Linked DNA regions of Homo sapiens: region 1 is linked to region 2. A link is a loop called in an ENCODE intact Hi-C map of the cell type or tissue named here. Cell type or tissue: heart left ventricle. All regions are shown on one strand.

What was found. A loop is a pair of places that touch in the nucleus more often than their neighbours do. Peaks named below come from ENCODE experiments on the same cell type or tissue, not always from the same donor. Only the 100,000 strongest peaks of a DNase experiment are listed, where the experiment ranks them.
Region 1: a loop joins it to region 2, with 3 times the contacts of the local background. A loop is called at or near these places in 8 of 110 quality-filtered maps.

Annotation. Positions count from the first base shown.
Region 1 is chr13:102,195,253-102,200,252 of GRCh38, reverse strand. It overlaps a transcript of FGF14 not described here. Among named protein-coding and RNA genes, the nearest start is that of MIR4705, 150 kb to the right of the region's middle. In heart left ventricle, a CTCF peak has its summit at 2,837; no DNase peak of the experiment used is centred here; H3K27ac peaks cover 342 bases.
Region 2 is chr13:102,391,820-102,396,819 of GRCh38, reverse strand. FGF14-IT1 (FGF14 intronic transcript 1) reads left to right here and starts at 2,301. Exons shown (of 4, transcript NR_036486.1): 1 at 2,301-2,466; 2 at 2,989-3,062. FGF14-AS2 (FGF14 antisense RNA 2) reads right to left here and starts at 2,242. Exons shown (of 1, transcript NR_036487.1): 1 at 1,115-2,242. It also overlaps a transcript of FGF14 not described here. RefSeq lists an enhancer at 2,166-2,395. In heart left ventricle, a CTCF peak has its summit at 2,572; a DNase peak (open chromatin) is centred at 2,259; H3K4me3 peaks cover 1,900 bases; H3K27ac peaks cover 1,437 bases.

The DNA of each region.
Region 1 (5,000 bases), 200 kb after region 2:
ATGCACATATATTCATGCATAAATATAACAAGGATTAAATGAAATTCTACATATGTGAAAGTATATGCATATAAATATATACATATATTTGTGTGTGTGCATATATGTGTGTGTGTGTTCACAATTTCATTTAATCCCTATTAGCAACTCTATGCGGCAGATAGTAATGACTCCCCATCACAGATGACAACACTGAGGCCACATGATATTAAGTAAAATTGCAAGTGAAACAGGATTTTAACACCTGTCTCTGGATGCTAAGCCCTGTGATCTTTCTATTGCAGCATACATTATTTTCTTAATCCAGGACAAGGGTGCATCCCCAAAGTGTAATGTGCCTAGTAAGTGCTGTGGAAAGCTTGCTTGGAGGAAGTGGGTTTGAGGTGCAGAAGAAGATGGGGTCTCAGATAGGGAGAGAAACACGCTCTAAAGTCTGGCATGTGGCACACTGAGAAAGAAGAAAATTGTGAATGCGAAGGATGTGTGAGTTTGGATTTTTCTGAAGGATTGGATTACATGAGTGAATATATTGCAGTGCGTGAGATTAGAGTGTAGACTGGCTGTGGAGTGGGTTACAGCATGGGATCAGAGAGGTGGGTTAGAGGTCTTTTGTACTCTCCAAACAGAAAATGCCTAAGGGAAAATATGAAAAAGAAGAGGCTGGATAGACGGACCCTTTGGAAAGACTTTGTAATGAATTCATCTAGTCTAGTGTCAAAGATTGGGTTTCTGGCTCCATGACTAACTAGGTTTGCTACCTAATCAAGTTGTTTATCTTCATCAAGTCACAAAAGTACCTGGCTCATTGGGTTGTTCTGAAGACAAATAATCCATAGAAAGCCACTTTAACTCACCAACTCACCACCTAGCATTTAGAAATCATTCATTAAATGTTAGCTAGTTATCCTAGTATTAGAGGTAAAGTGGTAGAAGGAAAGATATAAAAAGATAATCTATTGTATGAACATGTTTTAATTCCTCAGAAGAAAGACGAACTCTCTATTAAACCAAGGCTTTACACTGTTTTAACTAAAAAGCAACCAATACCAGCTTTCTCTGTGGACAAGATTTATTTTAGTTTAAATGGACAGTTTCCACTATGAAGCAATATTAGTGACTCACAGCAAAGATAATAAAACTAAGAACCACCTACACATCTTTACAAACTTTAAACTATTTGTAGTAGTGAAATAATAGTGTTTCAGGTTCTGATTTATATCAGCTTAAGCCAGTTCTTTGTATATTTCAAGACCTGCATCATCATTGTGACATTTAGACATAAGGATATTGGGGGTTTCACTGAGGCAGTCGTAGTTTTAGAGTTTGACAAAGAGTGAGGAGTAAGCACTTTCCATTTGTTCCAGGAACTTAAACATTTAATCCCTTTGGAACTACTGAGGATGTCCATAAGCCATGTCAGAGATACCACATGAGGAAGGCATTGAATAAAATACCTCCCCTCATCCCACAGGGTTGGTATTTTAATGAATCTTTAAAGCATTTGACTAATCAAATAACTTTGGCAGATTTCCTCTCAATATTTAAATGACAGTCAATTCCAAGTGCAATATTTACAAAGTCCAAAAGGATACAGAGTTTATCAGGTGGAACAGAAATTTTCTCTGGTCTTTAGAAGGAGGACTGACATTACCACGCCCTGTCTCCTTACTCAGAGGGACGCTCCGTTCAATTTTCCCATAAATTGCCTGGCTGCATTTTCCAATTCAGTCTCCTACGCCTTCCTAAAGGCAATTTTAAGACTAGGTGGCTGCCAATATAATATAATTTCGGTGGAAACAGAAAGGCCCACCTGCCTGAAATCTTCACTCAGTGGCTAGGTCATCCTCTCTAGAGGGCTACAATTAAAATTAATGTGTTATATTTGGCACTGGTGTGCATTCATTTGTCTGAGAATTCTACAGTCAGAAGACACTTTGCATACCACTGTGGTCTAACTTCGTTTTCCAGTTGGGACAACTGGACCATCAGCTCCAGGAGATTGTGTTTTATTCCTCTGATTCTTGCCTAGCACTGTGCTGTGGCTTCCGATGGTGCCTAAAAAAGCATCCCTGTTTGAGGCTGCCACTGCAACATCTACCTCCAAGAGGTGAGGTACAGAAACAGCACATTGCAAGGGGGTTCCAGAGTCATAAGATGACAACTCTGCGCCAGGGCGGGTAGGGGAAGGATAAAGCTGGGAGAGGAGGAAAGAGTCGGTGCCCAGTTAGAAGAGGACCATGGCTAGAGAGTGAAAAAAGAAAAGTGTTGCTTCGCCATGATTTCTGAGGCTATTTCTACTCAGACAGCATGTTTCACAATATTGGTTGCCCTCTATTTAGAGGTTTCTCATTGATTAATGCCATCTCAAATCAGGAGTGGGCTACTGTGTACCGTGAGGCTTTTCTGTGTTTTGATTCTGAGACCCTGAAATAATTTTGTAATGATCTAAAACTATTTTGGATGGGCTGTTGGGAGACTGTTTCAAAACACTTTTATCATAATATATTTTGTTTATATAGCATATGTATATCTATACGTGTGTTATGCTACGTATGTATATATAATTACATATAAAAGATATCAATATGTATCTATATATGTGTAAATATATTGATATTTGTATTTATGGCTTTATTATGTATAAATATATAATTATTTATGCATAAATATATTTATTTTAAAGGAATTGAGAGATTTATTTTATATGATAGGGGCATCTAAAACCGCCAAATTCTAAAGATGCAAGAGAGCTCAACCAGTTCATCTTCCTCCTTTTTTAGGTAAAGAAACTGAGAGAGTCAGGAAAGTTGAGTGACTTGGCCAAGGTCTCAGGAAAAGCAAGAGCCCCACCTAGAGCTCAATTTGTACTTTCCAGGCCAGGATACCTTCCAGTGTACCCCTGGGTCTAGGGCAGTAGTACTTGGTGCTGGTAAAGGGGTTAGGCTCTGGGTCTTGAAATTGTTTCCTACTCATGATTCTGAAATGCACTACCTCATACTTTGACTTGATATCCACTTTAGAAGGGCCAAAAGGAGAATGTGAAGAAGTCATTGGCTTGGAGAGAGTACGATAAAACCTCAATAGGAAAACTAAATGTGGTTGATTTGTACATTCATCAAATGTAAATGAATACCTGTTCTTACAATGGAATGTCTATAACTGTGTCCTGAGAACCCATCCTAGCAGATACTACTCACAGAAATAGGTCTTTCCTTTCTATTTTCTCTCCTTATCATTGAGACCACTAGAGTCCATCTTGCTTTAAGTTTACATTGTAAGAGCAGAAAAAAAAAAACCAAAAAAACAAAATCTGGACTCAGGTGTGGACTCTTCAAAGATAAACCACTGGTAACAGTCATTCTAGTCTCCACCAGTGATTTATCTCTGAAAAGGGCCTGACAAAGGGGGATGGATGGAAAGGGGGTAGATGTTGATCAAACGGTACAAAGTTTCTGGTAGACAGGAATAGTAACCTTTAGTGATCTTTCACACAAAATGGTGATTATAATAAATACGATTGCATTACATATTTCAAAATTGCTAAAAGGGTAGATTTGACATGTTTTTGCCACAAAAAATTATATGTGAGGTGATGAATTTGTTAATTAGTCTGATTTAATCATTCAACATTGTGAACATATATCAAAACATCACCTTGTATGCTATAAATAAATACAATTATTATTGGTCAATGAAAAATAAAATAAAAATTTTAAAAAGATAAACCACTACCTTTTTCTTTACCAGAGGCTGTTTATCAGATGTCCTTCAGTACTAGGCAAACTGAGAACCCCACTGTTTGGATAACATTGCTGCAGCAGGAAGGATTTTTTTTTCTTTCCTGAGGCTTTTTTGCTTGAATCCAAATTTCTTTACAATTGACTCATTCATTTCTCCTACCCCTGCCTACTTCTGTCAGCTCTTCTGGGAAAAATAGCAAATGAATTTAACATTTTCACCCAGTGGCTGGAGGCCACAAGACTAGGGCACTTAATATGATACGGTTAGCTTTGTTTCAAATTAAAATTGGAACCAGTAATGTCTTAATTCTCTTGTCTAGACGATTGTCACGGCTGTAAATTATCATCATAATAGCTATTGTATGGTTTCTAATGACTTTACCAAAACATTATTTGCCAATCCTATAAACTTTTTGAACATGCTGTTTAGTTTATCCTGATGAATCTATTAAGAGGTGACACATACATCCTGCTTCCTCTCTCCAAAGAGACATTTGTGGATTCAATTCCTTGCTTGTTGCTAATGCCACTTTGTAATCTCAATACTGATCTAATTCTGTTTTCTGTCTGTCTACAACAAATTTAATCAGAAAAATCATTATCCAAATGTAATGTTCTGTGTTAGTATAATTACTGATAAAGTAAGCTTTACATCTGCCATTTTGCCACATGTGGGTTTTTTTTACTGTTGTTTTGATTTGAGTTTTTTTTTTTTTTTTTTGAGACTGGGTCTCACTGCGTCACCCAGGCTTGTATGCAGTGGTGTGATCTTGGCTCACTGCAACCTCTGCTTCCTGGGCTTAAGTGATCCACCAGCCTCAGCCTCCAATTGGCCACCATGCTCAACTAATTTTTGTATTTTTTGTACAGATGGGGTTTCACCATGTTGTCCAGGCACATGTGTTCTATATGTCTTTTTTTGTTTGTTTGTTTCTCTCTTTTTCCATTATTTTCTTCTTTTATGCTAAATAGATGTTTTCTAGTATAACATTTTAATTCCATTAATATTAATATTTCTTTAATTGTATTTTTACATTCTTTTCTTAATGGTTGCTCTGAGGATTATAACTAGTATCTTAACAATTTAGTTTGGATCAATACCAATTTAATGTCAGTGGTATATAAAATTTTGCTGCTACATAGCTCTACTTTTCCCCCTTTCTTTGTGCTCTTATATAAGAATAAATATTTACAGATTATAAGTCCATCAGCACCATTTTATAGTTGTTGATTTGTATAGTTACCTTTTAAATAAACAGG
Region 2 (5,000 bases):
CTTGTTGGGAGAGTAGATTTTTCTTTTTTGAAATGTATATCCCAGTTAATAAGTGTAAAATTCAATGCATGATAATCTAAACTTAGTTTTAACAATGAAGATGACTTTGGCTGTACAACTTGTTCTCATCTTAGACAGCATCCATAACTGAGAAAATTTGTTCAAATGATGCAGTACTTTCTGAAAGTGCTAAAGCTAATTCTATACTATACTTCACGTTTCCTACAATGAACCATTCCTTTAAAATGTTCGAACCCAGTCTTCCATGTTTTAGCAACACAAACATTGGAGACTTTTGTGAAGTGTTTTTATACATATGGTAACAAGGACAACAACCAATGTTTTCACTCCTTTGCACATTTTGGCATCATACCTCACTCAAATTGACTCATACGCCTTCTATAAATACCACGTAGATGTCTCAAAATGGAAGCATTTATTCAAAATAGTGTCTTTTGCCTTAAGGGGAAACAGTTGGGCTGTTTGAACAGTCTAACAGGAGCTCTTCTCTTCAGTGTTAAACAAGTCATTGCACTGTGCCTATTTTTAATAAAACCTTTGAGCCCAACTCAGTATTACCTCCAGGAGGGACTGTGGAGGTAATACTATTTACCTCCTGTAAATAGGGACAGGGAAACACCTATTTACACATCTGCCTGCTCACTGCCATAGTCTGTGTGGTGTTCCTTAGGACTTGTGTACCAGGTACAAGGTTTAGTTATGTGTTGAACCCGGGTACTGAAGGGCATGGAGTTTTCTGAGGGAGACTTCTCAGCTCCCCGTATACCTCTAGAGATGCAATAGCTCTTTTGTATCAAGACCAACTATGTCCTGATGTTTTCCCTGTGTAGTTCTCTAGCTGCCACTATTTTTTTTACTTTGGTCAGAATGTAAAAGGTAGGATGATGAAGAGAAGGGAACAAAAGGAGGGATTCTTAGGGACTTCCTAAACTTGAAGGCAAAAAGGATGAATGTCGCAGACATGTTTTATAGGGAACAGTGAAGTTCTTGTTTGATTAGTCTGGTAACATCATGTAAGAAAGTCACCCAACAACTGCTGGGCACCACTGCCTTTGTCACTGTCTCTTGACAAAAACTCTGTTCACGACACATGGTAGGTTTTCAATACACTTTAATAAAATAGTGAAAAATAGGTATCTCTAGGATAGTGAACTATGGGACTACAAAGGGCAGGACGATACATTTTACTTGGTTAAATTCGCTTAATGCTTACTCCTTTCTCAAAGCGCCAACCAAGAATTTGGCTACTAAATAAAGAAAAAAGCTGTTAGTGGCTCTTTATCCGCCACGATAGGGTGCTCTGAAACCCGGTCCTGCAGACATTCCCTTGGCCCACATTTTATAGCTTCCTTCTCAGTCTCAAGGCCTGTAGTCTACTGTTCACACTCGAGCCTCTCGCAAAATACACAAGCTCAAAAGCTCATGGCGTTCTCCCCATCTGGCATTCTCGGCCTTAGAATAGCAAACGTTAGGGCACCATTAGGTTCATAGTTGCCAGACCCTTCATTTTCTTTTTTAATCTTTAATTTTCTTCTTAACAAGGAAGACATTCCGCAAAAAATAAACTCCCTCTTTTGAGCTCCTTTCTCTGAAGATGGTAACTGGAACTCTCATTAGTAAAGAACCTCGAGTTCCAGTTGCTTTGGACGGAGTTTCTCGCTTAGTATTTTGCTCTTTGGCAGTTTGAAAAGCAGTAATCTTCCAACTTCGCAGCTCCCTGCACTCGCGCCTACCACCCTGATCTATTTGGCTTTCTCCTTTTTGGAGCCACTTTAAAAGGTGCAGGGTGCTGGGCCGCTGTGGCCTCGGGCTGAGAGGCGGGGAGTTGGTGTCCGGGACCAGAAAGTTTGGCAGAAGCCACGGCTCTGGGCCCAGGCCCCGGGCTTCCAGAGAAGTGTGTCATTATTTGTTTTCTGCAAAGCCGCGAGCGGGCCCACGCTGCAGCTCTGCCTCCAGGCGTGGAACCCCTCGGTAATCCGGGTGAAGCTGGGTTCCGAGTGTGGACTGCTTCGGCTCTGAGGAGGAGGGAGCCCAACGGGCCAGGCACGGGCTTCCTCCTGGCTTTACCCATTGGCCCAGAGTCCCCGGTCCCGCCGCCGCTGCCCTCTGCTCACGGGGACCGGCCATCACCGCGCTCCCAGCCTCGGCTCGCCGGGGGCTTCGCTACGCAATGCGGCGGAAGCGGCCCGTTGGAGCCGCCGTAGCGCGGGAAGTTTCCGTTGCCACGGAGATGACCTCTGACCCTAGGGCGTCTCTGGGACCCGGCAGCTTGTGCTGTTGTTGCTATGGAAACCATGGCGGCCGGAAGCCGCCGCGCGGGAGAGACTTGGGGCGCGGGTCGGGGCTAGGGCTCCTGCCCTGGCAGAGATCTTCGCTCTTCCGTGGTGGCCGGGGACCGGGCAGTGAGCGGCCGGCTCTGCCGCCCGCGGGGCGCGGGTTTGCAAGGTCACTCCTCCGGCGTTGACGCGGGGGCACCCCATGTGCACTGCTGGACCTGAGGGATGGGAAAGCCACAGGTGGCTGCCTTGGCCCTCCCGGTCTGGCCTCCCGCTAGCGGGCGCCAGCTCTGGACCCGAGACCCATCTGAAGGAAAGGGAAGGGAGCTGGCGTTGCTGGTGATTCTGCCCAAGCTCAGGACTGGGAGAGAACGAGCCAAGTTCTGGTCTCAGCTTACACACTAGCTACTGGGAGACCCTGGGCGGGTCCTGAAGTTTTCTGGGCTTCAGTCCCCTCGGCTACTACAAGAAGGATATTGATTAGAGTAATCCCAGATCAGCCCCAGCTCTAATATTCTAGGTTCCCATAACGTTCACACCCAGTCCTGATTGTAAGTAAACTTCCCTCACCCCTTCCCTGTATCTCTCCCGGACTATGTTAACTATATATTTAAATTGTACTCTAAATTCAGAGACCATCAGAGATAAGAGGTTGACCTTAGCGATCACAAACAACCTGTTCCTTTTACAGGTGTGGCAACTCCTTCCCAGTGGAGGAAGCGACTGTTCCAAGAGCCAGTTTTGGAATTGTAGGCACAAACACAGGTAGAAGCTTTGAGCCTTGGGTGAAGAAACGCGTATTTTACTGGTGACACTAGGAAGAGCTCCTCATGCGCTTCATAGAATTGTGTGGTTGGTGCTGAAATAGATGGCATTCCATTTATCCATTATATTCCCCAGATACCTTTTCCTTAGACAGTTTTAAGATTTTCGGGGTAGGGGAGGGTATCTTCACTAGTTTATTTTTCCTTCTCTCATATCCATGCTATTGGGAAAAATCTTTCTTAAATCTTTTTTATAAACCTCATTTGTAAATTAAGAAGTTGAAAAAGATTATTTTCAGAGTTTATTACAACTCTGAAATTTATGAATTATTTCTTTTAGGTCCACGTGCTTTTTATCACTTTTTCAGTAACTACAATCTCAAAAAAACAAAAAACAAAACTTAGTAAACACTTAAAAAGTGCTGCTGTGTTTGAACTGTTGATGCTGGAGATACAGGGGTGAAGAAGAGTTCTTCCTTCAAGGAATTAGCAGGAAAGACAAAAGACAGGATCAATTATGATGTGGTGAACAATTCTGTGTAGGTGGACCAAGGTGCTATAGGGCCAAGGAAGAGGGGCATGGAAAGGTTTCTGGAGGGAATAAAACTCAGACTGAGTCATGAAGAATGACTAAGAGTTAGCCACGTGGTAAAGGCACTGGTTAGGCTGTCAAGGAAGAGAAAGAAGCATACTTTAAGCTTTGGGGGCGTCAAAGATTGTGGTGCAGACCGAGAATATCAAGTACAACTGAGAAATAGAGGGTGTTTCTAGGGAGTGGCAGGTAGTGAGTGGGGTTGCAAGGTAGTGAGGCACAGATCGTGAGCTCTCTTCTGTGTCATGATCATATCTACCCTTTAGACAACCATTATGACTACAGCGTGGAAAACAGCTCTGGGTTGGGCAAGGTTGAAGGTGGAAAGACCAGGGAGGAAGAGCAGTGAGCAGTGGTGAGCGGTCCAGAATAAGGCAGTGACAGGCACTAGAGAGGAAGTGAAGTCCATCCATCTTAGTGGCCAGTTTGAATTTGGGAAGGAAGTTGAAGGAGGAGTCTGGAATTTTCTGATTACAGGTTTTTGATTTGGACAGTTCTGGTGAGCTAGTCTTCTGGCCATTTGCCAACAGAACACTTCCATCTTCTTGAGACATGGTTGGCTGTCTTCTGACTGTTTATATTGAGGGGCCGAGGTAGCTTTTAACAGCAAGTAGGAGACTTAGACAAGCTTCTCTTTCTAGATTAAAATTTAAATGGACAGTTCTGGGAGAGTTGCTGTGGGATAAAAAGTTCATCTTGATTTCAAACCCGAAAATCCTTAGGACTGGGAAAAAATGCTTTACAATAAAGATATGCCAAAATGATTTTTTTAAACGATTATGTACAATTCTTTGTCAATAGCAGATGTTTTTATGGACACAATACTTTGTTCAGTTTGAGGAGTCAAGTAGTGCAATTAAAAGCCAAGTTTTCAGATTTACTATTCAGGTCTGGCAAGAAAAGAGAAGGAAGTATGAACTTTATTGAATTTACATATGTAAGTTTGCACACGTGCTTTTTTAGATAGGAATGAATGTAGTTAAAATGCCTTTTTTTCCTCCTGTAGCATTTTGTTGTCTGCACAATTATAGTGGATCACTGAAGTGTGTGGTAACCTTATCTGTAATGCTGCATCTTAAAGGTGTAGCTTGGGAGGGATTGTAATATCTGTTCTTTCCACTTCCTGTGTGGAGCACATGGTATAATATTGTACTTTAAGAAATATGAACATAAGAAGGCTTAAAGACTAAAAGAGAAATCATATCTCATAATTGTAGTCCTTTTTGTTTCAACAGCCACTTATTTGTAGTCTGAAACTCATCTTCTTTAGTTGTATTGCTGCTGTATACCAGGTGTTGTAACTTTTAAGCAAAGAAAGGACCCTGTCTGCTAGGAGAACTGAGTCAG